Regions from separate parts of the Homo sapiens genome. Here regions 1 and 2 are each linked to region 3. Evidence: chromatin loops called from intact Hi-C (ENCODE). Cell type or tissue: MCF 10A. All regions are shown on one strand. Links, peaks and the distances in the headings refer to the core of each region. The heading gives the core; the rest is flanking DNA.

Region 1 (10,315 bases), core at 3,481-5,980, 1.5 Mb after region 3:
GAAAGAAAGCAAAAATTAGCCAGGCGTGGTGGCATGCTCCTGTAATCCCAGCTACTCTAGAGGCTGGAATGGGAGGATGGATTGAGCCCAGGAGGTCAAGGCTACAGTCAGCTGTGATCACACCACTGCATTCCAGCCTGTGTGACAGAACAAGACCCAGTCTCAAAAATAAAAAAGAAATATCATTTATCCTTTCTCAGTATTTTTGTCTATGCTTGTGCAGTTTCTCCTACTTAATGCCACATTCAGGTTGAACATTGAGGCCCTTCTACGTACTTCCTATAACTTCTTTTCATAAAAATATATTGATGGGTCAGGCACGGTGGCTCATGCCTACAATCCCAGCACTTTGGGAGGCCAAGGCAGGTGGATCACCTAAGGTCAGGAGTTCGAGACCAGCCTGGCCAACATGGTGAAACCTCGTCTCTACCAAAAATACAAAAAAATAAAAAAAATTAGCTGGGCATGGTGGTGCACACCTGTAGTCCCAGCTACTCTGGAGGCTGAGGCAGGAGAAGCGCTTGAACCCGGGAGGCAGAGGCTGCAGTGAGCCAAGATGGTGAAACTGTGCTCTAGCCTGTACGATAGAGACTCCATCTCAAAATAATAATAATAATATATTGATGAATATATTAGTACCAATTTGGCCACTTATTACCTCTGCTACCTTGATGAAGTCACAGCATCTTTTGGACCCCACTTTCTATAAAATGAATGGATGGATAATATCCTAATATAATGAGTAACAATTATTGACTGATGTGTCACGAATAGCTAACGGTTTTACATCCTCAATATCCTTTCATCTTCTTTCTAGTAACAGAACCCATCTTATAAATAAGAAAACCATTACGAGTCATCTGCACTGAGTTTGTGCTAGCACAATACCTTTCTCCCCAGCATTTTCTTCCCTTTCCCCCACCAAATAATTCTGATTTTCTTTCTTGAGTACTCATCTTCCCATTCTTAGTCATGTTCCAAGGTGAATGAATGGATTACATTTGGCTTAATACAGTTTCTGTATCCCATCCTCCAGGCCCCAGAGATGGGTTCAAGGGGAGACATGTGACCCAATGCCAGCCAGTCAAAGAGAGAGAGAGTGAATGCCAGAAATGATGTGGGAGCACTAAAAGAGATCTCCTCTGTAAATAGAGATCATATGGTGTAAGCTGTGAAATCATTTTGACCCTGTCAAGGGAGAACCTCAGTAGCCAGGGCCATGTATGGAACCTAACAATGAGGCAATGACATAGGACAAAGAGTGAGGAGACAGGAAGAAATCCGATGTCGCCCAGGCTGGAGTGCAGCGGCGCGATCTCGGCTCACTGCAAGCTCCGCCTCCCTGGTTCGCGCCATTCTCCTGCCTCAGCCTCCCGAATAGCTGGGACTACAGGCGCCTGCCACCACGCCGGCTAATTTTGTTTTTGTATTTTTAGTAGAGACGGGATTTCACCGTGTTAGCCAGGATGGTCTCGATCTCCTGACCTCGTGATCCGCCCACCTCGGCCTCTCAAAGTGCTGGGATTACAGGCATGAGCCACCGCGCCCGGCCGGTGCTACACATTTTTTAAATAGCCAGGTCTCTGGAGAACTCACTCACTATCACAAGGACAGCACCAAGCCTTTCGTGAGGAATCCACCCCCATGCCTCTAACACCTCCCATCCCGCCCTACCTCCAGCACTGGGGATTACATTTCAACATGAGATTTAGGAGGACTAAATACCCAAACTACATCATCTACTAAGGGGTCAAAAACAAACACAACAAAATAAAGAACTACCTTCATTAAAGCCCTCAAACAGTAAGCCCATCTCATTCCATGGTACATTATGAAGTCACATCTTGTCCCATCAGCTTTCCCCTACTTTGTCAAAATAAAAAAAAAACTTCAGTGGATTGAGGGTATGATTGCAGTTTTCTCCTGTACTGCCCACTTATTACTGCCTAGACACTAGACAGCATTTAGAGCTGGCCCTAGTTTCTTCACTCCTTTCAGATGGAGTCATCCCCTGTAGCTCCAAGAGGCAAGAGTAAGGGTTTAGTATAAGCAATCGGACCCAGTCCTGCTCCTCAGGCCATGAAAGTGTGTATATCCAATGGAACTCTTAGAGTACTAGTTTCCTATTGCTGTTATTTTAAAAAAAATTACAAACTCAGCAGCTTAAAATAACACAAATTTATTCTCTTATACTTTGGAGACCAGAGGTCAACACGTGTTTTAAGGAGCTAAAATCAGGATGTTGGCAAGGCTATCCTTACAAAGGCTCCAGAGGCACATCTGTTTCCTGCCTTTTCCAGCTTCTAACAGCTGCAGCATTCCTGAACTCCTGGCAGCATCGCTTCAATATCCACTTCCATGATCACACAGCCTTCTCCTGTCTTTGACCTTCTTGCCTGCCTCTTATAAGGGCCATTAGGGTTATCTTCAAGGTCCACTGAATGATGTAGGATAATTCCAACTTACGACTCTTAACCACATTCTGCAAACTTTCTGCAACATCTGCAACATTTGCGGTACTCATGGGTTCCAGGGACTAGGATGTAGACATCCTTGGAGAACCCTAATTCAGTCTACTATCATGAGGACGGCCAGATTCCCACTGGACACTTGGTTGGAGATGAGTATTTAAAATATAGATCTAAAAATAATAAGCTAGACAGTTTTCTAGGTGGAGGGGAACAGGTATGTTTGAAAAACAGACATGCATTGTCATTTGTAGGAACAAGCAAATTTGCAACACGGTGCAATTAAGCCAAACACAAGAAAACCAGGCCTGAAATCAGGAAAAAAAAAAAAAAATAGGCTATAGTCCTCGTTCTGCCACTAACCAGCTCTGTGAGAGCTTATATGAATTATTCAACCTCTCTAAACCTGCTATACTGTCTATAAAGTGAGAGACTTGCTCTCCTGATAGTGCTATTTTGAATACAGAAATAAAATTCATGTAAAACAACTAAGCCCAATGCTTGGAATATAATAACCTATAAATGTTAACCATTTATATGATAGTAATGATAATAATAATAATAATTTCTGATTGTTCAACTTGTGAAATAAGTAACAATATTGGCCAGGGAGGTTTGAAATTTCTTAGGTTTTTGTTGTTTTGTTTTTAGTTTTGTTTTTAAAGCAAGACTAGAAAACTATTTTTCTCAGAGACTGCCATAATTTTTGGAAGTAAAAGAGATCATTTTTGCCTGAGGTCTATCTCTAGCAAACAAGAAGAAATTATTGATCCCCAACTTGTTATGCAACCCTGCACTCTTCATAGCAGGAGCTTAAAAGGACTAAGATGTGTTTTCCATCCTCAGGAGCCTTGCACTATGGTTAATATTGACGAAGCCAACTTATTTAAAACACAGAGCAAAATGACAGACAAGATCGAGTTGAGTCTAAATTATATAGAATGGTTTATAAGTGCAATAAAATTCCAGGAGAAAAACTGATTCACATGGGCTAAAGGAGTCAGGCAAGAGCACAGGCATAAACTAGAACTTGAAGAATGAATAATATTTAGATATACAGGAAGAGGGTAGTGGGAGCCTTAGAAACTGGGATGGGCAGAGGCAAAGGCTAGTGGCCAAAGACAGTAATCATATTAGCCTGGCACCACGCATGGGTATGTCAGAGACCAAAGAAAGAGACAAGTGCTAGAATTTAAAAGAAAAAAAATAGCATAGCAAAGGTTAAGCATAGATAGAGACTTTTGGAGTCAGAATATTTGGATCTAGATCAAGTTCTCACCCTTTGCTAGCTTTGTGACGTTGGACAATTCATTAAACTTCTCTGATCCTCAGCTTTGTAGCCTATAAAATCAGGTTGATAATGTTTACCTCATTGTATTGCTGTAAAAACCGAAGGACATAATGAATGGGAAGCATTCATTAATATCCCTTGCAGATATTAATAGTGTAATAAATGTCATTTACAGTAGCAGTAGTATTAGTAATAATAGTAGTAGAATAATAATTCCAGATTTTGGAATCATAGATATTCAAATATAAAAAGGGTCATAGAGATTCTTATTCATTCCCTGTAGTTAATAAAGAAGCTGAAGTCCACGCAGACTTTCACCGACACACTCAGAAGCCACTGTTGTTTCCACCACACCTGTCAGATTCAGCATTTCTACTCCAAAATATCTAGTTGTTGGTGCACTTGAATATGCTGAATTCGTGCTGATTTAGGAATCCTTTTTAAAGGACTGCTGAGTTTTAGCTGCCTCTAGTCAGAGAAAGGATATGAGAAAGCCAAATTCTGCAAATAGTTTTCACTCTGCATTAACCATTCCACCAAGAGTAGAAGAAACAAGACAAAGGCCAGTATGGGCTTAAATTCATGTGCCTGGTCTTCCTCCAGCCTACATTTTGTCCAGCCTTTCAGCTTAAAAAAAGAAAAGAAAAGAAAAGAAATCCACTTTGGTCTTCAGGGGTATAAACCAAGTCCATTAAAAAACTCTCATGCATGTTGGGTCTTTTTTTTTTTTTTTTTTTCAGAGCGCTCTGAAATTTCTCAGCCCTGGAAATATATGTAAAAATAATTTCACAAAACACTTAGTGTGATTCCTAATATAAACACTCTGAAATGCAGATTCTTAAATGAGTTGGTGCAGTAAGGGATGAGCAAACCATGTTCTTATACTGCCCCCTTCCGGCAAACGGCTGGAAGAGACAGCCTGCATATTTTGTGTTGAAGAAACTAGTTCAATTTCATTTAAAATAAAACTTCTTTTGTAATCTCTTTGCCCCAGCCCTGCTGATAGGCAGCTGTAGGTAATTTCTCTTGTTGCTTGAAAATGTTGCACAATATGAAAAAAACAATAATGTTAAAGACAAGACATCTTTGGTGCTCTAGAAGGGCAAGAAGTAGGGAAAAATTACTCAGCTGTATTTGTATCAAGCAGGCACATGGAAGCTGGGAAAAAAACAGAACTCCCTCCTTGGTTTTTGAGAATTGATGGTGTGAAATTTCCTCAGATGCCAAAATCAGCTAAAGCACAGGAAGACTATAAATATAAGGTAAACAGAAGGAATACCGATCCTAGCTTTCTTTCTTAGTAAGACAGAAATAAAGAAAGGCCAATTTCTACAATATTGTGGCTAGAGATCAATTTGTGAAATGAATCCTGGCCTCTGAAAGCTCTTCCTTCCTGAAGCATGAAAAAACAAGGCTTAAGAGATTACTTAGGCTGGCATAATCCCTCTTCATGCAGATACAGCCTGTTAGCTATGGTAAGATAGGCTATACTGTAGCAACAACCAGCCATAAAATCTCAGTGGCTTACACCAAGAAAAGTTTATTTCTCACACACATAAAATCACATGACCAGCCGGCGCGGTGGCTCATGCCTGTAATCCCAGCACTTCGGGAGGCTAAGGCGGGTGGATCATGAGGTCAGGAGATCAAGACCATCCTGGCTAACACGGTAAAACCCCGTCTCTACTAAAAATACAAAAAAATTAGCTGGGCGTGGTGGTGGGCGCCTGTAGTCCCAGCTTCTCAGGAGGCTGAGGCAGGAGAATGGCATGAACCCAGGGGGTGGAGCTTACAGTGAGCCAAGATTGCGCCACTGAACTCCAGCCTGGGTGACAGAGCGAGACTCCGTCTCAAAAAAAAAAAAAAAAAAAATCACATGACCAAGGCTCATGATCCTCATCACACTGTATTCTAATTGCCTACCTATTTGTTTCCACAGCAGACCATGATATTCTTTGGGTAGGAACTACGTCTATTCGTTTCTCTGTTGTGTCCCCAATACTTAGCACAACACCAGGCAAATAGAAGCTCAAAGAATATTTGTTCAATAAATGAAAGAATAAAGGATAGATAAAAAAGTGAAGCAAACTAAATACCTCTGGGCATCATTTCCAGGAGCTCTGATTTCTCCCTTTCTAAACTTCAGGTGCAGTCCGCCTAGCAAATGTCCATTTTACACTGGGGTTCATCCCTCTCTTCCCATAGGCTTCTGGCCATGGTGTCATGTCCATGTAACTTGTGTGATCTCTTTAAAGGTCTTCTTAGTGAGCCATTGAAAAACCAATGATGTGAATCAACAATGGTGGTAGGTAAATATTCTTAGCCACCAGGCTTTGTGGTGCTTGCATTAGGGAGAGGGTGATAGACGTAGAATACAGCCCACTGGAGCACTTAGGGATGGCTGCTCGGAGAACCACTTCACAAAATGGTACCAGTGCCAAGCACCAGAAATCAAAATGGAAATGCAAGACCCAGTGAGATCACAGGGGAGAAAGAAAAAGGGAAAACTTTTCCAGTTAGGGTTTAAAAAGAAAAAGAAAGTGGCACCTTAAGATGTGCTTTATATATACAAACATATATATATAAATACCTTACTACTTAATTACTACAACTATGGTAAGCAATCTGAGGGCAAGTAAAAGAAGCCTTGCCCTCAGACAGCTTACCAAAGTAGTAGTAATATGTGTATATATATAAATATATACATTTCCAAAAGTCTTACTAGCATAGTGGGAAGCCCAAAAAGATCCTTTTCCTTTTCCTCTCTCTTTTTTTGTTCTTTCTATGGCTCTCCATTTTCCACCTACCAAATGCTAACCAAATTACACGGTGACCAACTGTTTTGAATCCTCTTCCCTAAAGAGCTTACCATTTCCACCTGTTTTTTACCAAAGATCCTTTTAAACTATATGCTTTGATGGATACTAAGCTGGAAATTTTGGCTCTTTGTAGTCCTGAATCCTACATGCAATTATCAAAGGGCTTATGGATTACTATTTTTCACCTAAAGCAGATGAGGAGATGTGCTGTGGCATCGCAAATGCTAGGACATAAATGTTCTGAACCCTAAACCTTGCAGTTTAGCATTTATTGTACCAAGTACAATACCGAGCTTATCTATGTATACAGTTTTAGAAAAGGAGCAATTCTATGTACTTGGAGATTAAAGATTGGTTTACAATTTGTATTAAAACAAAGAGCTGCTGGTCCCAAATCCTTTCTCCTTCCTGGCCCCAATAAATCTGATTCTTGCCTCCAACAGAGGATGCCTTCCCTGCCCCTACCCTGTGGTTAGAGAGAGAACTGCACTGTCATGGGGCTTATATTTGCCTGACCTTTTGCATACTCATATTAGGCAATGATGACTATTTCAGGACTGCAGAATACTAAGTGAAGAACAGATAGATTATATAGTGTGCCTCCTAAGTGGCCTGTTGCTATGGTTTCCCACTGAAAGAACAGAATTCTCGCCATTAGGTTATCTGAAATCTGCAGGACTGCACCAAAATGTTTCTGCAGAGAAGAGGACTGTCCGTTAAACACAGCTCCATCTGATCAAATCCAGTCTCAGATCAGCAGGGAGCATAATAATGGAAGCATGACTTCAGCAGTAGGATTTGCAGGACATTTGTGGGACTGAAACTGAGGCATTGCCCTCTGTTGATGAGTGACCTTTCCTATATTTGTTATCTATGTCCTCTATGCCAAAAAGTTATTGAATCTGAACCACCTGGGCATGAAAATGGGAACACAATGCTCCTGTACTTAAAACCCTCCAAAGGCTTTCCATTGCTCTTAAGATAAAAATCCAGATCCTCTTGAGTGCCTTGCAGTTCTCTGCATGGTCAGACCCCAACTGCTTCTTTATCCTCACCTCACCCCACTCCATTTATGCCTTCTGACAGGACTCTCCATTTTCGTTTTATAGCACTTATCAACATTAGAAATTAACTGTAGGTTTTTGTGCTTCTTTAATATATATCTACCCCATTAAAATAGAACTTTAAAGTCATGGGCTATGTCTTTGTTATCTTTGTTATATCCCCAACACCTACTATAAAACTTGGCACATTCTATCCTCATTTAATTAGCAATTAGAGGACTGAATGTCTACTTATTCATTGAACAAGTAATAAACTGAAAAAAAAATTTAAAAGAAGATTTGCCCTCAGATTGCTTATGAATACAGTACAAGGAAATATGTCTGGGTAAACAAATAGCTATATACCAATGAAACAGCAATTTCTTGTTATCTCCTGGAGACCTGGTGCTGACCATGATGGGTAAGTAATGCCCATGCCTTTAACACAGGTGTGCTAGACACATGTCTGAAGGACATGCTAAAAGGTAACTCAACCAGTCTAGTAGTAACTCTTAGCTCATCAAAAACCTTCAACCACAATAAAAGAAGCCCAGAGATTCTATAAGGGAGACAGAAAATACTTTGAAGGGTATTTATAGGGATAGAGTGACATTTATCCCCTCTCTCTCCTCAAGCCACCTGAAAGGTTGGCAAGAGAATTCCTTAGGGAGATGGGAGAAGAGAAACCCAGAGTGTGTGGAGAGAAGAGGAGGTAGGTACTCACATAGAAATGTAGCTGGACCAGAGTCCTCTTAAAAAGACTCTTGCTCTAGGATGAAGGGAAGCCAGCAGTGTACTGCCAATAGGCGGGAGCTAAGGGAAAGTCAAGAGCCTAAGAGGGCAGAATGTGCTCCTTATTGGGTACTCAAAGAGTTCCTATAAGTGCCCCATGTGAGGAAGAGCCAAAAGATTGCCTTGTCATGAAAGAAACCACTGGCAATCAAATAAACCAGCATCAGGCAAATAATACTTGCCCTTTCTTGGTAAATTTAGCACACATACTTGCTATACGCATATACATGCTCTCTCTCACATGCTCTTTCTCATTCTCTCTCTCTCTTTCTGTCTCTCTCTCTCACACACATGCTCAATGTTTTACTCTAAAGGAGCCAGAACACAGATGAATTGGGGAGAAGAGGCGGAGAAGGCAGAGCAGAGAATGAGTCCATGACCCTTCCCCGCTGGTGGACTTAGGAATCAGTGGCAGGCCTAGGAGGAAGGTTGGCCAGACAGAAACGTTGACTTGAATGAGAGATTAGAGTTTTGATCAAGGTTGAACTGAAATTCTTAACACCTGATGATGAGACTGTACTAATACCTGAAGGCATATAAGATTGCCTAAGAAATCTTTTGCCATAGGGAGGGAGAACCCAGAGAATGTAGGTGAAGGTAGTGCTTAGAAAATAATGAAGCTACAGAGACAGAAACTAGACAAGTGATTGCCTGGAGCCAGAGTGTAGGAGAGAGGGTCGGGGGAGGACAGAAATGAGAAATGAGTACTCATGGTTATTGAGTTCCTTTTCCAGCTAATGAAAATGTTCTAAAATTGATTGTGGTGATAGTTGTACAATTCTGTGAACATACTAAGCACCACAGAATTGTACACTGTAAATGGGTGAATTGTATGATACCTGACTTGTATTTCAATAAAGCTGTTTTAAAAAATAATAATGAAGCTGACTCCTGATTGCACCTTCTCACATCCAGTCTGTACAATAAACTAACTTCATAAAATAGAAAATAATAAGTTTAATGAGAAGAGTAAAAGTAAAGTACAATAGGATTTCCAAGTTGAGGTAATCAGCTCAAAACCTTTTCTGCTTAGGAAATTATTTGATTTACCAACCAATGTTCTAGGAATATTTGGAATAATAGAATCATGCTTGTACTTATTAAATATGCAAGATGCATTCCTATTTTTCTCCTCCTTTAGCAAAACTTATTCATGAAAAAGATAAATTTCTCATCAACTCCCAGGAGAATTGTGTATCCTGCAACCGTAGATAATTCAATAAGTCTTGTGACTATAAAAGGATGATATCTTATATCTGAATATATTATTGCATGCAAAGAACTTTTCAAGGACAAATGTTTCTCATTCAGTCATAACCACACTGAATGATTGGTAGAGGAATTATATCTGCATTTTACACACAAGGAATGTTAAGACTAAAACAGGAGTCTGCAAATTATGGCCCACTGGCCAAATTTACTCTGTCACCTGTATTTGCGTAGCCCATGAGATAAGAATAATTTTTACAAGTTTAAGTCATTGAAAAAAAATCAAAAGAAACATATCTCATGAATACTGAAAATAACATGAAATTCAAATTTCAGTATTCATAAACTTTTATCAAAACAAAGCAAATGCTCATTTATTCACATATTGTGTCACGCTTTCATGCTGCAATGACAGAGATGAGTCTTTGTATGACAGAGATTGTATAGCTGGCAATGCCTAAAATATTTAGTATTTGTCTTTTAAGAAAAAGTTTGCTGACTTCTTCTCTAAAAGGTTGAATGACCTCTCATTTCACATGCTTAGTTAGCTGTAGAAAGAGACATAAGATCACTAATTAAGGTCATAAATCATAATATCCTGTTCCCTATACAATAACATTTGTAGTATTTATATGTTCATTTCCCTCTTCTGTTGGGCCACCAAACTTTCTTTTGGAAATGAAATCTTACAAA
Region 2 (10,315 bases), core at 3,798-6,297, 360 kb after region 3:
CTGGGGATCATGAACTCGATGGCCTTCTCATTCTGCTTGTATTACTCTGTTCTCACTCTGCTAATAAATTCATACCTGAGACTGGGTAATTTATAAAAGAAAGAGGTTTAATTGACTCACAGTTCCACATGGTTAGGGAGGCATAACAATCACGGCTGAAGGAGAATGAGGAGCATCTTACATGGTGGCAGGCAAGAGAGCGTGGGTAGGGGAACTGCCCTTTTTAAAATCATCAGCTCTCATGCAACTTATTCACTATCATGAGAACAGCACAGGAAAGACCCACCCCCATAATTCAATTACTTCCCACCACGTCTCTCCCATGACACATGAGAATTATGGGAACTACAATTCAAGATGAGATTTGAGTGGGGACACAGCAAAACCATATCATTGTTACTACACATTTTGTTGTGTAACAGAAACCTGGTATGGGACGGGGAGGGAACCACCCTTCTCCAGACAGGGCAAAAACATTTCCTTTACTATTTTGTAAATAGTTCTAAAATTTACCACTTAGTTAATCACATTAGTTTAGCCTTAAAGGCCCTAATGAGATGCAAAGTTGACAGATGGGATAACATATTAAACCTGTTCATGTCCATTACCATGAAAACTGGCATGAATTAAGTGGACTCATTAGGCAGAAAGAGCAGGACCCTAAAAATGCAAACTGAAACCACAGTGAGATATCATCACATACAAGTTAGGGTGGCTATTACCAAAAAGTCAAAAGAAAACCAATGTTGTTAGGGATGTGGAGGAAAGGGAACCCTTGTGCATTGTAGGTTGGAATGTAAATTAGTATAGTCATTATGAACAATTCCTCACAAAATTAAAAATGAACTACTAGCAATCCCACTCCTGAGTATATATCCAAAAGAAATGAAATCAGTGTGTGGAAGAGATACCTGCACTCCCATGTTCATTATAGCATTTTTCACAGTAGCCAAGGTATGAAAACAACCTAAATGTTCATGGACAGATACATAGATAATATTCATTAGACACATGTATATATTTTGTGTGTGTATATGTAAATATATATATTCATGTAAATGTCGATGTGTACATGTATATACATGCATATGTATATACATGTACATGTATATACATGCATATGTATATACATGTACATGTATATACATGCATATGTACACACACACAGACACACACACACCCTTACCCACACAATGAAATATTATTCAACCTCAAGAAAGAAAGAAATCCTGTTACTTTCACCAAAATGGACGAAACTTGAGTTCCTTATATTAAATGAAATAAGCCAGGCACAGAAAATTAAATACTGCATTATATCATTTGTATGTGGTAAGTCAAATTCATAGAAGCAAGAGTAAAATAGTGGCTGCCAGGGTAGGGTGGGGGATTGCGGAGATCCAACAATGGTGATCAAAGAAAAGAAACTATCAGTTATACAGGATGAGTAAGTTTTAGAGATCTAACGTACAGCATGGTGACCATAGCTGGTAAAATGTATTGTATACTTGAAATTTGCTAAGAGAGTAGATCTTAAGTGTTCTCACCACACACACACACACACACACACAGGCACACACAAATGGCATCTATACAAAGTGATGGTTATGTTAATTAGCTTGATTGTGGCAATCATTTCACAATGTATACATATATCAAGACATCACCTTGTATACTTTAAATACATGCAATTTTTATTGTCTTCAGTTATATCTCAATAAAGCTGAACAAAAAGATTATGAAAAATGGGGGGATGGGAAACAGGACCCTAAGGTCATAGAACAGAGGAGACAGCTTCTCTTCAGTAGGGGTGATAGGAGTGTCAGGGAAAGACACTGACCTACAGGGAAACCTGAGACAAGGATGCTTCCAAATTTCTCAGCAGGGAGGGATACAGGAGAGGAGCCACAGAAATGGAGGAGGAATGCATAGAGAAGAAAAAATGATTTCTCCCCCAGGACAAACTTCACCTCACTTCCAATCAAGCTGTTTTCAGAAAACACATGGGATGCAAAATCCAAGCCCTTTTGTCTTTCTCCTTCTTCAAATAAAAAGCAAAATAGGCATTAACACGCAAAGGGGTCACAAAACCTCAAGTTTTTGCCCATCTTAGAGGCCCTGCCTCTAAGGGAGGATGAGAGAAGCATAATAATTTGACACTCAGTATTGTTGGTTAAAGAGAATGTTCTACCCACAGACAGCCTGAGATATGGCCAGAGTCCTCTTTAAAATTAAAGTCTAAGAGACTGAAAACTTCCTGAAGCAGTTTCCAAACAAAATAAATAGGCAGGTGTTTATGCCACCCTGATTTTGTTTAGGATTTGCTAGGTGACTACTAAACATTTTATTTAAAAAAATTACTTTTGCCATGTAAGAAAACTTAATGATTTTTCTAAAACTGAAAAGTTCACTGCAGTCTCATTGAACTATTCCTTAAAGAACAGTCCAGGACAGCAAGCTAAGCTGCCAAGTGATGACAGTCGTGATAGCCCACAGCTCTGAGCAGGGAGGTAAGGGGAGCGGTGTCAAGTTAAATCTGTCAGAAGAAGTTGAGAAACCTGATAAAGGTATAAAATAGTCAGGATGCAGGAGAAGGGAACCCAACTTCTCCATTAAAAAAATAGCTTCCCTTTAAGAAACCGAAAGAGATATGAGGAACAGCAGCCACCTTGGGGCACCACTTCTAGGTTGATCTACCTGAAATCTGTTTAAGCAAAAACATAATGAGCACTTACACTTGTGTGCTAGAATTAAAAAGGCATCACCTGAAAATAATGTTATTGAGCATTTTTTATATTGCAAGGCACTGAAATAAGCACTTTATGTTAACTAACATTAATCTCCAAAACAAATCTATCAGGTTGGTATCATTATTCATATTTGTAGGAAACTGAGGTGCATAGAGTAACATATGAGCAGATGCATGTGAGGATGCAGGTTGGCCTAAATCCAGACAAGTGCACTTTGAACAATGACACTTAGGTTAAATCAATAAAGGAGCAAAGACACCATTGATTCTCATTATTTGTGGTAGTTATGCTATATAAAGTCATTCTAAAAAATGTAATTAGCAAAGGCTGAACCATTGCTTCTGGGGGAAATGGAGGGTGAAATTTCTACAAACCTCTGGTCACAACATTTTCTTTTTCTTTTTTTGGGGGGAGTTGGGGGTGGGGGGCAGTGTTTCACTCTTGTTGCCCAGGCTGGGGTGCAATGGCACAATCTCAGCTCACTGCAACCTTCACCTCCTTGGTTCAAGTGATTCTCCTGCCTCAGCCTCCCCAGTAGCTGGGATTACAGGCACGTGCCACCAGGACTGGCTAATTTTTGTATTTTTAGTAGAGATGGGGTTTCGTAGAGATGGGGCCATGTTGGCCAGGATGGTCTCAAACTCCTGACCTCAGGTGATTCACCTGCCTTGGCCTCCCAAAGTGCTGGGATTACAGGTGTGAGCCACCATGCTTGGCCCACATTTTCAACTGATAAATATATAACCTTGTTTTACATGTTTCTATTTACAGAAAACTCATGTAATACACCATTGATGCATTAACACTGAGCTTATGGCCAATAGCACTATAGCTTCCATCTATACACACATTTTCTCCCTTATCATACACACATTTTCTCCCTAAGACACATCACAGCCTTCTTACTCTTAGGAACACTACACAGCACTTTAGCACTCTGATTGGGGGCCATTTTAATGACAAAATCATCAACAGAAAGTCAAAAATGGGAAAAATGTGGCACTAAATTGACCACTAAAAGAAAACTTGTTTACAGAATGAGAGCTGAAACAAAATGGAAGAGTTCAATCTCATTTGGGAATGTGAACTTCTGGTAACAAATTTTTCACTGGACTTTTCGCATCTCCAGTGACTGTAAAAGTGCTGTATCAATTTGGGGATTACATATCAATTTTGGAGAGTAGGTGAATTCATAAATACAGAATTCAAGAATAATATTGATGAACTATGTGCATTCTGCCCATCCCCATAGCCTGGTACAAATAATGTTCTGGAGAGCAGAAAAGGGGAGAAGGATGACAAGAAAACCGGAAAGAGAGGCTCAATAGAAAGGAAGATCTATGTTGCTGACATCCTTGGTTTTAGTAGCTCAGTTTTTGCAGGATTTCTTCTCTTGAGGGTCCTGTGTTGTAAGTAACTGACAGGCTTATTTCCTGAAGCAGAAACCCTGCATTCCTTGGTCCCCTCTTGTGTTTTCCAGATCTTTCAGAAATGAGGACTTGACTTGTCCCGTCTCTAATTCCTTGGCAAATCCAGGAGTGCTGTTTCTCAACACAGTCATTATTGTGTTGATACTGTTTTCAGTCTTTCCCATATCTCATTACCCTTATTCAGAAATGATCTGATCACCTAATGCTTCATTTTAGAAACTCATCTACACAAATGAACAAAATGCATTACTTAAACTGATTTATCTACTGAGGTTAAAGAAACCCAGGGGTAGGTGTGGCATTTAAGCAATCCTGGAATAAAGATGACACCCCCAAATGATGGCTCAGGACCTTACCTCTCTCTCGAACTCAGCTCTCTTTTACTGTGCTAACCCACACTCAGAGAGTCCCTGTGGTCACCCAATGGCAAACAGAGACAACAAAGGCAAAATCTTTCCAACTTCAGCTCAAGAACAAAGATGTGGACCCCTTTTCTGGTATTCTTAACAAAGACCTTAGAACTTACCTGCCGTTATTTAAACTGTACTGATTGAAATCTGCATGTGTTCATCCTGATTCACATAAACTGAGACTGTTTGCATGAGGGAGGAGCATCTCCCAGTGACAACTGAGGGGTTTTTTAGAAGCCGGACTCCTCTGTGTAGGCAAACACAAATGAATGCTACATAGGTGAAGTGAGGTTCATCTGCCCTGCAAGCTGGCCTCAGAGGAGTTACTCTTTTCCAGAGGATCTGTCTGTAAGTCCTGAGCAGCCCCTAACGGTCAGTAGTGGCCAGATGAGGGCAGTAGAGAGAGAAGACTCAGTGACAGCCTCAGACCACAGGAAGCTATGATGGAGTGCTCATTGCTCTGGGTACATGTCAGAAAATGCGAGGCTGATTTGAAGCTTCCTGCCTGTACCCACTAGGGCATTATGACTGTCACGCACAACTGGCTTTCTGCTCCCTGAGGATTCTCTCTGGCTGCCAGAGCCTGCTCTCCCCAAACCTCTGGCAGGTTTGAAGGGCCAGAGAGTTAACACTCCTTGGGAGCAGCTCCCTGCCCCACACCCCTCGCCAGTGTACCCTCCTATGGGTTGACTCTGAGGCACATGTGCCACACTGACTTACAGCTTCATCCTAGTGGGGATGAAAATCCAGTGAATTGGAGAAACAATGCACTTTCCTTCTCTGTCTCACTCCCCTGCTCCTCTGCCAGTGCCTCTGGGATCACCTCCCAAATAAACCACTTTCCTTGAACCTTGTCTCCCTGTCTGCAAATGCCCATATGGACCATGATGGCATAGGATCCAGGATTTTAAATATTTTTGCAAGAATGCATATTTTCTGTTGCTGTGTTCTCTCTACTATAGAATAAAAATCAAGGAGGGGATGGATAATCTCCATGCTGGGAAATCCACTGTTAACATATTTTCTAGAAATAAATGAAAAGAATATATATTTATGAAGAAAAATGTAAATAGCATGATAGTATAAAATATAAAAACTAAATTTGTATTTTCTCACCTTCTTCCAATAGTAAATTCTGATTAATTCTCTTGTAATTCCTCCCACAAAAAAGAGAATATACAGATAAAGCAAAAGATAAAAGAGGAGAGAGTGTCAGAGAGAGGTACAGAAGGAGAGAGCATTTGCAAAGCTTTCGGTATAGAGCTGGTTACTAAATAAATCAGTGTCCTTAACACTTTCTTCAAACAATAATTATATGTTTGAATATACTTCAAGTAACAGAACCTGCACTGTAAATAAACATATATACAGGCATGTTTAAATGATGATGTCGGTCTGGCTGCTGGATATGCCATAGACTAACTCAGTTAACTCACCAATAAAAATTCAAATGAAGTCCTCTTTGCTAATGAATAAAAATGAGCAGCACTAAAATTTAATTACATCCCTACAAGAATATTTTGTGTCTGAAGTAGCCAATATTTTTACAAAGTGAGCTAATTAAAATATTAAATAAAATATTAAAATAAGTAGACAGTTTTGAATATTTCTGATTAAGTTACATTTGTTCTTTGTACATTTTTCTAATACAAATGGTGGAAATTATAGAATATAAAACTCCAATTAATCTTTCCTTCCTTGAATGGAAACATGATTCAGAAGTTAACAGCATTGATAGAATCTAAGCATTTTCCTAATGAAAAACAAATCTTAACAAAACATCAGTACAGTATGTTCAGTATGAAAGAGAATATAGGCTGGGCACTGTGACTCATGTCTGTATTCCCAGCACTTTGGGAGGCTGAGTAGAGAGGATTGCTTAAGGTCAAAAGTTCAAAACTAGAGTAAGCAACATGGTGAGACCCTATCTCTACAAAAAAATTTAAAATTACCCTGGGGTGGTGGTGCACGCCTGTTGTCCTAGCTACTTGGGAGGCTGAGGCAGAAGGATTGCTCAAGCCCAGGACTTCAAGTCTACAGTGAGCTATGATCGCTCTGCTGCATTCCAGCCTGAGCGGCAAGGGAGACCCTGTCTCCAAAATAAATAAATAAATAAAATAGAATATAGTTTTGCTTTGGTTATCCTTTTATTTACCAAAAAAAACAAAGAAAACTGAAGTTTTGTTCCATGTGAACTTGAAAACTGTTCTAGACTAAAGATGGTGGCTCATGCCTTTAACCCCAGCCCTTCGGGAGGCCAAGTCGGTAGAATCGTTTGAGGCCAGGAGTTTGAGACCATCCTAATAAACATGGGGAGATCCTGCCAATATAAAAAATTAATTAATTAATTAATTAAATTAGCTGGGTGAGGTGACACTCACCTGTAGTCTTAGCTATTTGAAAGGCTGAGAAGGGTGTTTGAGCCCTTGAGTTCAAGGCTATGGTTAGCTATTATGGCACCAGTGCACTCCAGCCTGAGCAACAGAGCAAAACCCTGCAGCTAAAAAGTAAAAGCAAAGCAAAGCAAAGAGAATTGTTTTGAACGGTCTGATTTTCTGATTTGTCATTAATTAAACAATTTAAGAAGTAGCACCTTAGCCAGGCATGGTATCTCACACCTGTAATCCCAGCACTTTGGGAGGCTGAGGTGGATGGATCACTTGAGGTCAGGAGTTTGAAACCAGCCTGGCCAATATGGTGAAACCCCATCTCTAGCAAAAATACAAAATTAGCAGAGCATGGAGGCACATGACTGTAATCTCAGCTACTAGGGAGGCTGAGACAGAAGAATCGCTTCAACCCGGGAGGCGGAGGTTGCAGCCAGCCAAGACTGCATCACTGCACTCCAACCAGGGCAACAGAGTGAGACTTTGTCTCAAATTTAAGAAAAAAAAAAGAAGCAGCACCTCAAAAAAAAAAAAAAACTTTTAAGGGGAGCGATAAATACACTTATGCTTACGAGCATGTGCACATATGTGCACACACCCATAAACCCAATAAATATGACTGAAGATGGTAAAGAAATTAGGTTAGGAAAAAGTATTTTCTATCTAATACTACAGACAAATGGCTTATATTATTAATATACAAATGGCTGTTCTAAGACAAAAAATATTAAAATTCAGGTAGAATAAATATGAGTAACAACCAAACATAGTTAAAAGGAAAGTAATTTTAAAATTTTTGAAAAAATGTTCAATCTGACTTAAAATATTTTTTAAAATACCATTTAAAGCCACATACTGCCATTTCAACTGCCTGATTGGTAAAGATAAAAAAGTCGTTCAGTAAATCTACAGCTTCCTCGGGGTATTGGGGAAGCAGGAACACTCACCTTTGATTGGTGTGGAGGATACATGATTTCAATGTCCTTAAGATAAATTTTTCAGTAATTTTAAAAACTAGAATGTTTATAAAGTTTCTAAAGATTTACTCAAAATATATACTCACTGATATGAATTGAAGAATGTCATCAAAGCATGTTAGTGATAGCAAAACACTGAAAAGAAGAAAAATACACATCAATCATTCCTGGTTAAGTAAGTTATGCAGAGTAATACAACGGAAAACTATGATATATAAAGAACTAGGTAATTTTATTTTGTTGATCCAGAACTTTGAATATCTTTTTTTTTAAAAGTAAGAAGAAGAACAATTTGTAGTCTGTTAACATTTGTGTTAAATGTTAAGTGCTCCATGTCCCTCTGTTATTCTACATGCATAGACAACTTCAAATTGTATTCAAACATCAGGACAGTTGGTGGTCTTTGAGTAGAGGGACTGGGTGGCCAGGGGTCAGAGATGGGAGAAATGGGTGTGTTTTTTCCTGCATTTATCAGTCACTTCAATAATAGCTTTGGGAAAATACTTGGACAGACTTTCCCATTCTGATGTTATTAAGGAAAAAGAAGCCTAGGGTCAATGGCTCAACATCCATAATTCCAACATTTTGGGAGGGCAAAGCAGTAGGATCACTTGAAGCCAGGAGTTTCAGATCAGCCTGGGCAACAAAGCAAGACCCTGTGTCTACTACTTAAAAAACAAAACTCTTAGCCAAGTGTGGTGGTGGGCATCTGTGGTTCCAGCTACTCAGGATGATGTGGGAGGATTGCTTAAACCCAGGAGATTGAGGCTAAAGTGAGCTGTGATCATGCCAACTGACTGCAACCTGGGTGACAGAGAGAAACCCTGTATCTTCAAAAGATTAAAAGAAAAGAAAAAGGGAGGGAGAGAAGGAAGGAAGGAAGGAAGGAACGGAGGGAGGGAGAGAGGGAGGGAGGGAGGGAGGGAAAGGAAATATAGTAAAATATTCCCTGTTGGCTTTTTTATGGCATTCCTTGTCCACATTTAAATCTTTGAGTTGACTGATATTTTCATGTCTTCTACAGGTTCTTGAGTGGCCTACAGATTAAGGAGAAGAAACAGCACATAAACAGAAACACAAAAACAATATTTTCAAAAGAGGTGGCCACTCGGTTCATAAGGAGACAAAAAGCTTCTCACTGGTTATTCACTTGATGTTCAGTCTTGAATGATGACCTCATCTCCTGGATATGGAAACTGAGTTATTTCGTATTTTATACTTGCTGTTTTTGCCATTCATTCAGACAAATGTATGGAAATGATAGAAGCATCCAGTTCCCTATGGGGGAAAGGTCAGGTCAGTACCCTGGTGCTTCTGGTCAGCATCTCAGCAACTAGTTTTCCATCATTCTGAAAATTCATTTCTCCTCAGCTATTCATTTATCTCAATAGAATGTGTTGAATCAATCTCTTTCCTAATTATGTAAGTGGCTTCCTGTATCAAAGATAAAATTGTCTGGTTATCGGGATGAATTTGGGGACTCTATTCTGTTTCTATTTATTTTTTGGTTTAGTGCTGTATTGGTACCACGTTGCTTTAACCATGATGGCTGGATATTATGTTTTCTTTTCTGATAATGCTGGTTTTTCCTCCTTATTTTCTTTTTATCATAACTCTTCATCATCTGCCTGCATATATATTTTTTCATATACTAGGGACTTTTATCATTGCATTACAGATAAGGAAACCAAATATTAAAGAACTAAAATGTTCAAGTCGCAAGGCTTGTAAATATCAAAACAAAGATTTGGACTTAGTTGTGTTGGACACCAAATCTACACTTAGAATCTTTGGATTTGAACCCTATAGGCTAGAAACATGATTCTTTTTACGTTTCTATTTATTTTGTATTCTTGTAAGTTGTATGTATTGATTTTTGCTTTTTTTTAGTATTTTTGAATAACCTAGTTGAAATGTTAAAACCTCAGTTTTCATAAATATATACAATTTTTTCCTGGGACAGGATCTGATACAACTGATTTAAAGTTGGAATAGCACAGTTCTGGGAATTGTCGGCACTGGAGACTTCGTGATAAACTAAAAGAATCTCAAAATAGAGGCAAAATCAAATATATAAATTTTTAAAATTATAAGTTATTTCAAACTTACAGAAAGTTACAAGAATAGTTAGGATTGTCCTCTATACCTTTACCCAGATTTACCTAATTATAATATTTTTGTTCTCTGCTCTCTTTATATAATATACATGTTATAGATTTTCCTGAACATTTGAGAGTAAGTTGAGTACATCATCGCCCTTCACCATTAAATATTTTAGAGGATGTTTTCTAAAATACAGACTTGTACCCATAGTACAATTATCAAGTTTTTTATATTGAATATTTGTACAGAATTTTATCAAAT
Region 3 (9,588 bases), core at 7,089-9,588:
CTATATCCTGTATTATATTCTCTTCAAATGTTACTGGTTTAACGTGTATGTAAAATACTCTATGCCCAAGGCCCATGTAGGAAAATTTCCCCGACTCAACATCTTAAAAATAAAAACATGGGCCTAGGATTAAGATGGCACAGGAGCTAGCTTTTCCCACTACCTGTCTAAGTGAAAATTTTATTTCGACAGTATGCAAAATGTTGACAGTACTATCAGTATTATTAGTTATTTAAACACGCTGTAGATAATGCACTAAAATGCAGAGAAAAGAATAATTTTATGGCAAGAAAAAAGAGAGAGGAAAATTGGCATTCATTAGATGTCTATTAGGTGTCACACAAGAGGGCTATCTGATTCACACTTGTTTTCCTATGTAATGCCACCACCAGCTTATAAAATATCATTACTTCATTTGAAAACTTCAGAAAAGTTCAGCAATCTGCCCACGGCCTTACAGTTTTGAAACATCTGTGACTTCAAGTATATATTCGTGCATAATCATTTATTGTGCCATGCTAACCTGGGTTCTACTTCTGTAAAGATCATGTGAAAACTTACGTAAGCTTTGTGACCTGTCAAAGTGGTTGGGGCAAACAATCTCTAAATTCCACTAGAGTGCCAAACACTTATGACTCAAATATACATAAATTTTGTTTTTGCTATATTTACCATGTTTCTCTGTATGCTGAAATACCAAACGAGACTTCCAGCCTGGGAAATATAATTTGCCTAAATAACCCAGATGACAAAGATGTCTAGATTAAGGTACAAAAATGTAACCTATTACTTAAACCACTTTTATTTTCTTTTACTCCTACTGAGCTATTATTTCAATATCACTTATAAAAGAAGAGACATCCCTCTGGATATGCTAGTATAGTCAATTAAACATGGTGGTCTGTATTATATACAGAGGGATTAGAAAAGTGGGACTACTTAAATGAGTGTAATGAAATATTCCATATAAATATTCATATATATAATGCATAATGCTAAAACACAATTTCATTGTAGATATCTGAGCCATTCAAATACACTTTAAAGGATCAATTTTTTCTGAGTTTCAACGAAAGTTTATTTGATATTTTATTATTTTTACTTATTTCTTTTCCTTCACCCTACATTATTTTGTAAACTATAAAAAGACACACTGAATAAATGAGAACACTCTTGCTATTTTTTTCTCATTTGGTTCACGTTTAGTTAAAGAAAGTAAAAACGTTTCTCTGTTGAATAGAATCAGCACCACTTCATCAATTAGGTAAGGGCTTCCTGCCATTTAAAATTGACAGTAAAAGCGAAAGGTACCAGACTGCAGCACTGGAGATAGAGTGATTAGGCATCCCTAGGATCCCTGGTTCTAGATTTGACCTCAAATTCTTTCTGCCAAGACTTTGTAACTGCTCAGAGGGCCTTGGCCACCGGCCTCATGAGACAAAAGAAAAGTAGCTTAAATCTCTGAAACGCTAAAGTAAGCCTGATTCTATGTTGCAGTTGGATGTACTGGATCATCAAAATAAAACTCTTGCCATGAATAAATAATAATAAATACTCAGAGATGAGCTTTATGTGACTGACATAAAGGTGGTCAAGCATGGATATAAAATGAATGAAAAAGATTTTACTATGAGCTCACAGTCTCACAGTAAGGAAAGAGAGTAATGTAGGAGTGTGGTTAAGAGAATAGGCTTTGAAGTCAGAGCATTTGGATTTGCATTTTAGTGTGGATATTCACTAGCTGTGTGACCTTAGGCAAGTCTTTTGATCTCTCTAGTCTACAATTTACTGAATGATTTGTATAACAGAAATATTAAGACCATCTCTCATAGAGACTCATTTTGAGAATCAAATTGAATTATTATGAAAATTACTTTTCACATTACTTGGCACCAAGTAAACACTCTAAGAATATTAAACACCATAGTTATTATCATTTAAAAAAACTGACATCATTATATGCACACATAGTTTGAAGTGGTTCATTCTGGCTAAAACAAAACACAAGAATATCAAAAATTATATAAAATATTGAATATAAAAACACAATATAAAGTATTTTCTTGTCATTAATTTATTATATTTTATGGTAGTATGTGCATATATTAATGACATATCAGATGGAACACAATAAACACACCCATAATTAGAGTATCAATTGATGTTTTGGAGTATTAAAATATCATTATTTTTAAACACTCACAATTTATGAAAAATATAGATGTCTTAAAGCAAATTACATGTATGTGTGTATGTATACATACATGCATATACATATTACAAGCTGATATTCATAGAGAATCATCTAGTAAAATCTACCTTGTGAGTATTACATTTTAAAGAGAGAATCATAGTATAGGTATTTCCATTTCCATATACACACTATAGCCCCCAAATTATTTAATATTTATTTCTTTAAATGTTTGAAAACGCTGTGCAATTGTATCCTGTTTCATAGTCACATAACATTTTTTAATCTGAAGCAGAATGTAATTGGCATTGCTCTGAGACTATTGTTCACATGATGAAGCTTCAGTGAATTTGTTTGCAAAACCAAAATCAGTAGAGTGATTTAGTTGTGTTTCATTAGATAAAGGATATAAATTTATTTTCAATTTGTAGAAGATCATAAAAGGACCTGCAACAGTTTAGCCAGGAGAACACTAAAAATTCAGATTTTTATAACTGTTGACTTTCATTAAAACAAGACAAAACTGTGGAATTGCATTGTAGATGAAGTAAAAGAATAATGTTTTCTAATCGTTAACTCAGGATTTCATTATTAATTATAAATCTCATTAAATTCAGTTTTATTCTCCAAACCACTCAATAAATTAATTAATCAATGGATAAGTAAATAAAAATTGGGTAATGACACATAGGGAAGCTGTGATGTTTCTTCAGCGAATATCTTTAAGAATACATTGGCATTTATTATATCTGAACATAACAGGCAATTAACTACTGCCCAGAAACAGGGCTATCTTAACATAATCTTCAAATCTCTCTTCCAAAAGTTTATCTCTAAAATCACTTCCCAGTTGACACTTGACCACAAAACTCAGAAGGTAACCAAGCCCAACCCCTAATGTGGTCTTCAGTTTTATATTCCTTATTATTGCAATCACCTTATTTAAGTTTTAATCATTAAGCTGATTGCATTGCTGCACAAGGTCAAGAAGCACTTGTAGAATCAGAAACCCCAAAGTGGTTATGGACTGGCTACTCAGATTTTTTTCTTCACTTGCTCAGGCTCCGCCCCATCTGAAACGTCTTCTCTGCTAGGAACTCACTAGGAGAAAATGACCAGTGAGCTTACCAAAGCTCAGACCTTATCCACCAGAAACATTGTATGGGGCACCTCACCTTTTCAGCACCTCCTGCCATAACAGGACGGAAGTGCTGAAGGGACAGCTCCCAGTGTTTTAGGTCTTAGTAAGCGCTCCCAGGAAGACAGCACCCATCCCCTCTCTGCTACAAACAGCCATTCACAAAATCCGAGGAGGAAACCAAGTCATCCCTGATTCCTTGGAAATTTAGTTAGACTGATGTTGAAACACACCCCCCTTTCCTAGTGTATAATTATTTGTGGGTGGAGAGCTACCAGGGAGGGTAACAGAAGATGCCGGAGAAGGGGGGGGAAAAGTAGATGCGGATTTCGTCCTGACTTCTAAAAATTCCTCCTCTCCCTCTCCCATTTTCCTAATCCGAGAATGATGGAGCTCGAGGCAAAGGAATGATTCCGGAAATGGAGATATGATTCTCAAACCTAGAAATGATCGGAGTGATTTATTAGTTAAATATTCTTCGTCCAGGAACCCAGCACAATTCAGAGGTAACAGCGCCTGCGTTTTCTCCATGATAACATAGACAAACAGTTGCCTCCAAAGGTAAAAACCCGGTTCCGGAGGGTATTCTTGCTGTCCTCTAAGCTACAGAAGAAGGTGGGGTGGAAAGCGCTCCCAACCTGAGAAAGTGCGAAAGACTCTCTAAATCCAGTAGCCAATTTCCTACCTGCCAGAACTCTTTCCTACCATCCGTCACCATTCGTGACTCTGCAAGACACGGGGACTTAGACATATGTGTGGGAGTGTGTGTGTGAGGGAGAGAGGCGAGACGAGTGCTCTCCCCACACGTGTAACCCTGCATCTCCCAGTTTCAGAGCTTGCGTTCATTCATATGCAGGCAGTGGTTTAATATTTGATCAAAGGTAGAATAGTTGCACTAAATAGTTGTATTTTTAATGGGCTCACCTTAAAATCGGGTGTTCATAAATTGCAAGTGTGAAAAGACTCTAAGTGCAGTCCGTATGTCTCTCACCCTTTCTACCCTTCCCTCCCCCATTGCCGCTCCCCCCAAAAAGAGAAGCTTGCAGCAGATTGTAGAAGGATTTGAGCCTGCAGCTAGAGAGAAGGGGATTAGGGCCAGAGTGGTGCAAGTTAAATTGTGCTGCATATAAAAAATGGGCGGATTGGTCTCCAGATCCAGAGGCTGGTACCACCTTCCTTTCTAAAATAAAATCTCTCTGGCATGAAGTCACCGCCTATTTCACATCCGGTTTGCCCTGGGACGTATTACTACTGTCTTGGTAAAGAGAAATCTTTTGTTGTATAGCTGCAGATTGGATATTGGGAAGCAAATTTGGGTGTGAAATCTTCAGCAAAGGAGCACGCAGAGTCCATGATGGCTCAGACCAAGTGAGTGAGAGGCAGAGCGAGGACGCCCCTCTGCTCTGGCGCGCCCGGACTCGGACTCGCAGACTCGCGCTGGCTCCAGTCTCTCCACGATTCTCTCTCCCAGACTTTTCCCCGGTCTTAAGAGATCCTGTGTCCAGAGGGGGCCTTAGGTAAGTGCGACTTTGGACCACGATACACAGACAGAGCTTTGAACGTGGCTTTTCCTAGCTGGAGAGACAGGAATGTTATAGTCGGGGGGGGGGGGCGGGGGGAGACGGGGGGAGAGAGAGAGAGAGAGAAGAAGGAGAGCGAGCGAGCGAGCAAGGGAGCGAGCAGGACAGGAGCCTGATCCCACAGCAGGTAGAAACAACGAAATGTTTTTCTTTCAGGGTGAAACCGCAGCAATATAAGAGCATTATTATTATTTTTTTCCCGCTGTCTTTCTTCTTTTCTTCTCCTCTTTCTTAGGCATATTTGAATGTATTCCGCAGGGTGGGTGGTGGCATGTTGTTTTGGTCTTTTATTTATTTATTTATTTGCAAGGGGGAGCTGGGGTGAGTTGGGGAGGGGCGTCGGGGGCCATCATCTAAAGTTAAGACGCTGGGACGGAAAACCTGTCTCACTGTTCCATCATCCTAGGGAAGGCACGCTCTTGTCCTGGCTGCAAAATTGCCTGTTTTTCCCTTTCCAGTGGACGCTGGTGAAATGCCCTCTTGTGTAGGGGTCTCTCCCATTCTGAACACGAAAACTCAACTTAGTCTTTGATATGGATGGCATGGGATGGTAACGTTTGGAGCGTGTGTCTGGGGGAGGGGGAGGTTGAAGGTAGAAAGTGGTAAGACTGCAGCTTAGCCTTTCTTTTAAACTATTATGTTTGTATTTGCAAGAAACTTTCTTAACAACTGAAGTGCCATGATAGGTTTGTTTTTCTCTTTTAAAAATGTCAGAAGAGGGCAAAAATCTATGGTGCCTTGTCAAATGGTTTTGCTGTGTTTTGTTTACCCATTCAGATATTCAATCTTTTTAAAAAGATCAACAAAAATTAATAGGGCTAAGAAAAGTTGTTTTTCCCTTGTAACAAACGATGAAGATTAGTAAAAGGGTAAATTAAAATTTTGCAATTTAGATGTAGCATTTTAACATAATATTTATCCAAGATTTCTTGTCATAGTCAACTAATCTGTTTCAAAACCAGTCACTAAATTACTAAATTAAGGAAAAGCTATGACGAGGCTCAGAGTTCTTATCTCTAGACCATTTCGCTCTAAACATATTATGTTTCATTGCTTACAAGCCTGTTTGTAATGGTTTTTAGTGATTTAAATGATTTCCCGAGACTGCAGAAAGCATTTTGTAGATGTATTTAAAGGCATACCACATTAAACTATAGAGGGTTTAATGAAAAAGAAGCTTTAAAAGATTGCAGTCTATTAATCACTTACCCTACAAAGAAATATAGATTAAATACTTTGAACATTCCTTATATTATGACTGGAATTAATTACAGCACATTAAAATGTTACCATAGCTGCTCCTTATCCAGGTAGTGCATTGAATTTCGAAAACTGACTCCACACATAGACTATATACATTTTTAATTCTCTAAGCTTTCTGTACTCTTCCAGTTCTCCAACATTCCACTACCAAGTCTAAATTCAACAATCAGATGGTGATTGATTGCACTTTACCTAAGAGGTAAAAAGATCCCTTTATTCATGCAAAGCAAAGCACTCCAGCTTCCATCTGTTTGAGATGAAACATTTTCTAGCAGCAACCTGGCAGAATTTGAGAGGGCTTGAAAGATATGTGTGGGCATGTTTGTGTGCATTTGTGTGTGTGTGTGTGTGTGTGTGTGGTTTGTATGTGAGAGAGATCAGCACATGGCTTGACTATAAAGTGTGTCCTTTAGCTTCACAGAAACATTAGGAAGCATGTTTAACAAAGCAGTCACAGGAACAGAATAAAAGCACGACTCCGGCATTCAACAGTGTGTTTCCTATGTTTTTAAATAGAAATAAATACAGTTGCTTCTGAAATCAAGGTACCTGCAGAATTCAAAGAGGAATTCAGCCATCACAACATGTTAACCTATCCCCTCCAATCCCTAAATATGTTCTTCCTGTTAGAGACACCAGCTTAAAAATTTTAATGCACAGTTCACTGTGGAAACTGAAATCTTAAAAGTCCAAATATTTAGATGATAAACAACAAGAAGAGAATAAACCAAACTATATTCTAAATATAAAACCTAGAGATAAACAACTCACAGTTTTTATGTTGAGCAATACTGTCACCTGAAAGCGTTTCAGCTTGTATTCTTTTACAGGAGAATAAGGACACTGATATATTTCTGAATGGAGAAATGGAAGGGAAAGTGGAGAATGGATGGTCCAGGTTTCCATTGCTTCCAATGAGGTGTCATATCCCAGTGAGGTCATTTCCTGACTTCAAAGCATTCATCTAAACTGCCTCAGTCAGCCCTGGTGGTTATAACCTGATGTTTCTTGCTAGAGACATTGATCTCTACTTATTCTACTTTTCAGCTGCTCCAGCCCGCGATGAGGAAAAGTCCAGGTCTGTCTGACTGTCTTTGGGCCTGGATCCTCCTTCTGAGCACACTGACTGGAAGAAGGTGGGGACACTTTTTTAAAAATCTGCATGAAAATTTCTGTAACTTTTCATTTATTTTATCGGGGGAAGAAAATTGTCCTCAAATGAATTTATGACTAAGGGAATTCAGAAAACTTAACTGCAATAATTTCCAGCTAAGAATAAAGAGGAGCAGTATGAAACAAATCATTATGTTTGCACGTTAGTTAGAATACAATTAACAAGCCATTGTTAAGACATGTATTAATTCAACATTTAAGTCTTAGATTGAACTTCTCACTGTTCAGTTGGAACTGAACAAAACGTGCGGTTTCCTAATTCATAGAAAAAGTTACCCCAATTAGTGGTTGCATACTGTGTAACCTGATTTAACAACAAGAAAATTTCTAGCCTATTGTAAAGATCATAGAGTAACTTTTGTGTTTATAGAAATGGAAAGTTTTAAATAATATCTGTTATTTGAAAATCACGTCTCTCTAAATGCATATGCATATCACGTTTTGAAATTGTTATCTATATAACTAATAAAAGTGGACTATATGAGACAAATATTTAAGAACTTTGGTAAAATCAAATTTCCCTATTAAAAAAACAATTACTAATTGTTTATAAAGCTTAATCATAGTCAAAATATGTTCTAATGATCCAATCAAGCATGTGAAATTAATATAATAGAAACTATTTACATGACTAAGTATTACAGATTTTTCTTTATCTGCTTTTGTATTTCTTGTGTAGCCTATTCCTGTGACCCATAAGAAGGTCAGACATATAATAAAAACATGAGTTTATTCAAAATGTAATGGCAAGGGAACTCTTAAGAGTTAAGATAGGGAGATGGAATAGTCTGGAAAGACATATGAATTTAGGAAGATTTATTTTAATTCAGAAGTTTTCTGTTGTTGTTTTTTGCTATTGTGTATGGTAAACACTGACAGACAGGCATTATTATCAGATATCCTTAATGAGAGAAGTTAAATGTCTTTACTGCTTTTGAAAAATTATATGAAGTGTTACTATTGCAATGACCTGTAGATGGAGTTAGTGCACAGTGTTTTATTATATAGTGGTTCATATGGAATCAAAATCAGGTAATGTAACTGGCATTTCTCTTCAAAATATATATTCAGTTTAGGAAACACTACATTGGGATGAGTGTTTAATACAAAATGAATAAGCATCTTATTCGTAGGGTTTTTTTCTGGCAATTAAAACTTGACATAGTAAGTTAGAAGTAAAGATGAAATGTCATTAAAAAATCACGTAAAATAAAGATTTCCATTCCAGCTGGGAAAGCAGAACTGGTCTTGGGGAAAAGGCAGTGGTCTCTTTGGGCATCTGCATTCCAATGCAAACAATTGGTGAAAACATTTGTAAGACAAAACCAGGAAGAAAAGCATTTTCTGAATTTTATATAAGCTGTAAAAACTTAGAGGGTGTAGATAAAGGTAATAAACACTCTATATTTTAAGAATTGTTTTAATAATTTAAGTTTATTTAGTCATGTTACCCCATTTCATCTTTTATTTCTTCTTATTGTATTGCTTTCTTCCTCAGAGTTCCCGATCAGGGCCTCCTCACAACTTAGGGTGTTCTAGCATTTATTTTCCATCTTTATCAAGATGACCTTCCAGCATCCTTGAAAGATGCAGGAATGGCAGTTGATTTTGTGACAATGAGTTTTTATAAATAATTGCATTCACAAAACTATTTTTGCCTTACTGTTGTCTTCTGCCAATGAGACATACTGGAAGACACTTAGCTTGTTGAAAATTTGATTTAAAAAAACAGCAAGATGTTTAATTTTGCCAAAAGAGAGTAAGCCCTCAATCTGCATGGCATCAATGTTGAAATTAGGAGAATGAAAAATTGTTTCAAAGAGACACATTACATATATCCAATATTATGGATAGCCTTTAGTTTTAGTAACTTTATCAAATTAAAACTTTATCAGAATAATAGCCATTGCATTTTGCCGATACGAAATTAATTACCTGCAAAACAGTGTTTGTTTTTGAAATGATTTTTTGATCATATATCTTGCTGCTGTCAAATAAGTGAATTCTGGCTTCAAATGTTACTATTTTTCTTATATTTATCAGTAACATCAACACACAGGAATGAAGCCCAAAGTATATTAAGTAGAAAATACAAAAGTGATATATTTGTGGCAGTTTCTTAGTTTACACCCTATATTCATTTTGCTTTTGTACTCAAGGTCAGAACTATGATTGAAATATATCAGTAAATGTGATCCATCCTAAGATAGAAAACAATTCTCTCAAAGGATTTTGGAGTTGTC

What was found. A loop is a pair of places that touch in the nucleus more often than their neighbours do. Peaks named below come from ENCODE experiments on the same cell type or tissue, not always from the same donor. Only the 100,000 strongest peaks of a DNase experiment are listed, where the experiment ranks them.
Region 1: it touches region 3 in a loop (8-fold over the local background); 15 of 110 quality-filtered maps call a loop at or near these places.
Region 2: a loop joins it to region 3, with 2.7 times the contacts of the local background. A loop is called at or near these places in 2 of 110 quality-filtered maps.

Annotation. Positions count from the first base shown.
Region 1 is chr5:163,343,126-163,353,440 of GRCh38, forward strand. The region is part of intron 1 of LOC105377700 (a long non-coding RNA gene); the gene reads right to left. Among named protein-coding and RNA genes, the nearest start is that of CCNG1, 89 kb to the right of the region's middle. In MCF 10A, for the core only: a CTCF peak has its summit at 4,647 (motif pointing left); a DNase peak (open chromatin) is centred at 4,646.
Region 2 is chr5:162,204,190-162,214,504 of GRCh38, forward strand. No RefSeq gene overlaps it. Among named protein-coding and RNA genes, the nearest start is that of GABRG2, 140 kb to the left of the region's middle. In MCF 10A, for the core only: a CTCF peak has its summit at 4,984 (motif pointing right); a DNase peak (open chromatin) is centred at 4,982.
Region 3 is chr5:161,843,577-161,853,164 of GRCh38, forward strand. It overlaps GABRA1 (gamma-aminobutyric acid type A receptor subunit alpha1), which reads left to right and starts at 4,544. Exons shown (of 10, transcript NM_001127644.2): 1 at 4,544-4,846; 2 at 7,220-7,308. The coding sequence starts at 7,235. LOC105377696 (a long non-coding RNA gene) reads right to left here and starts at 7,017. Exons shown (of 3, transcript XR_941158.4): 1 at 6,944-7,017. In MCF 10A, for the core only: a CTCF peak has its summit at 8,273 (motif pointing right); no DNase peak of the experiment used is centred there.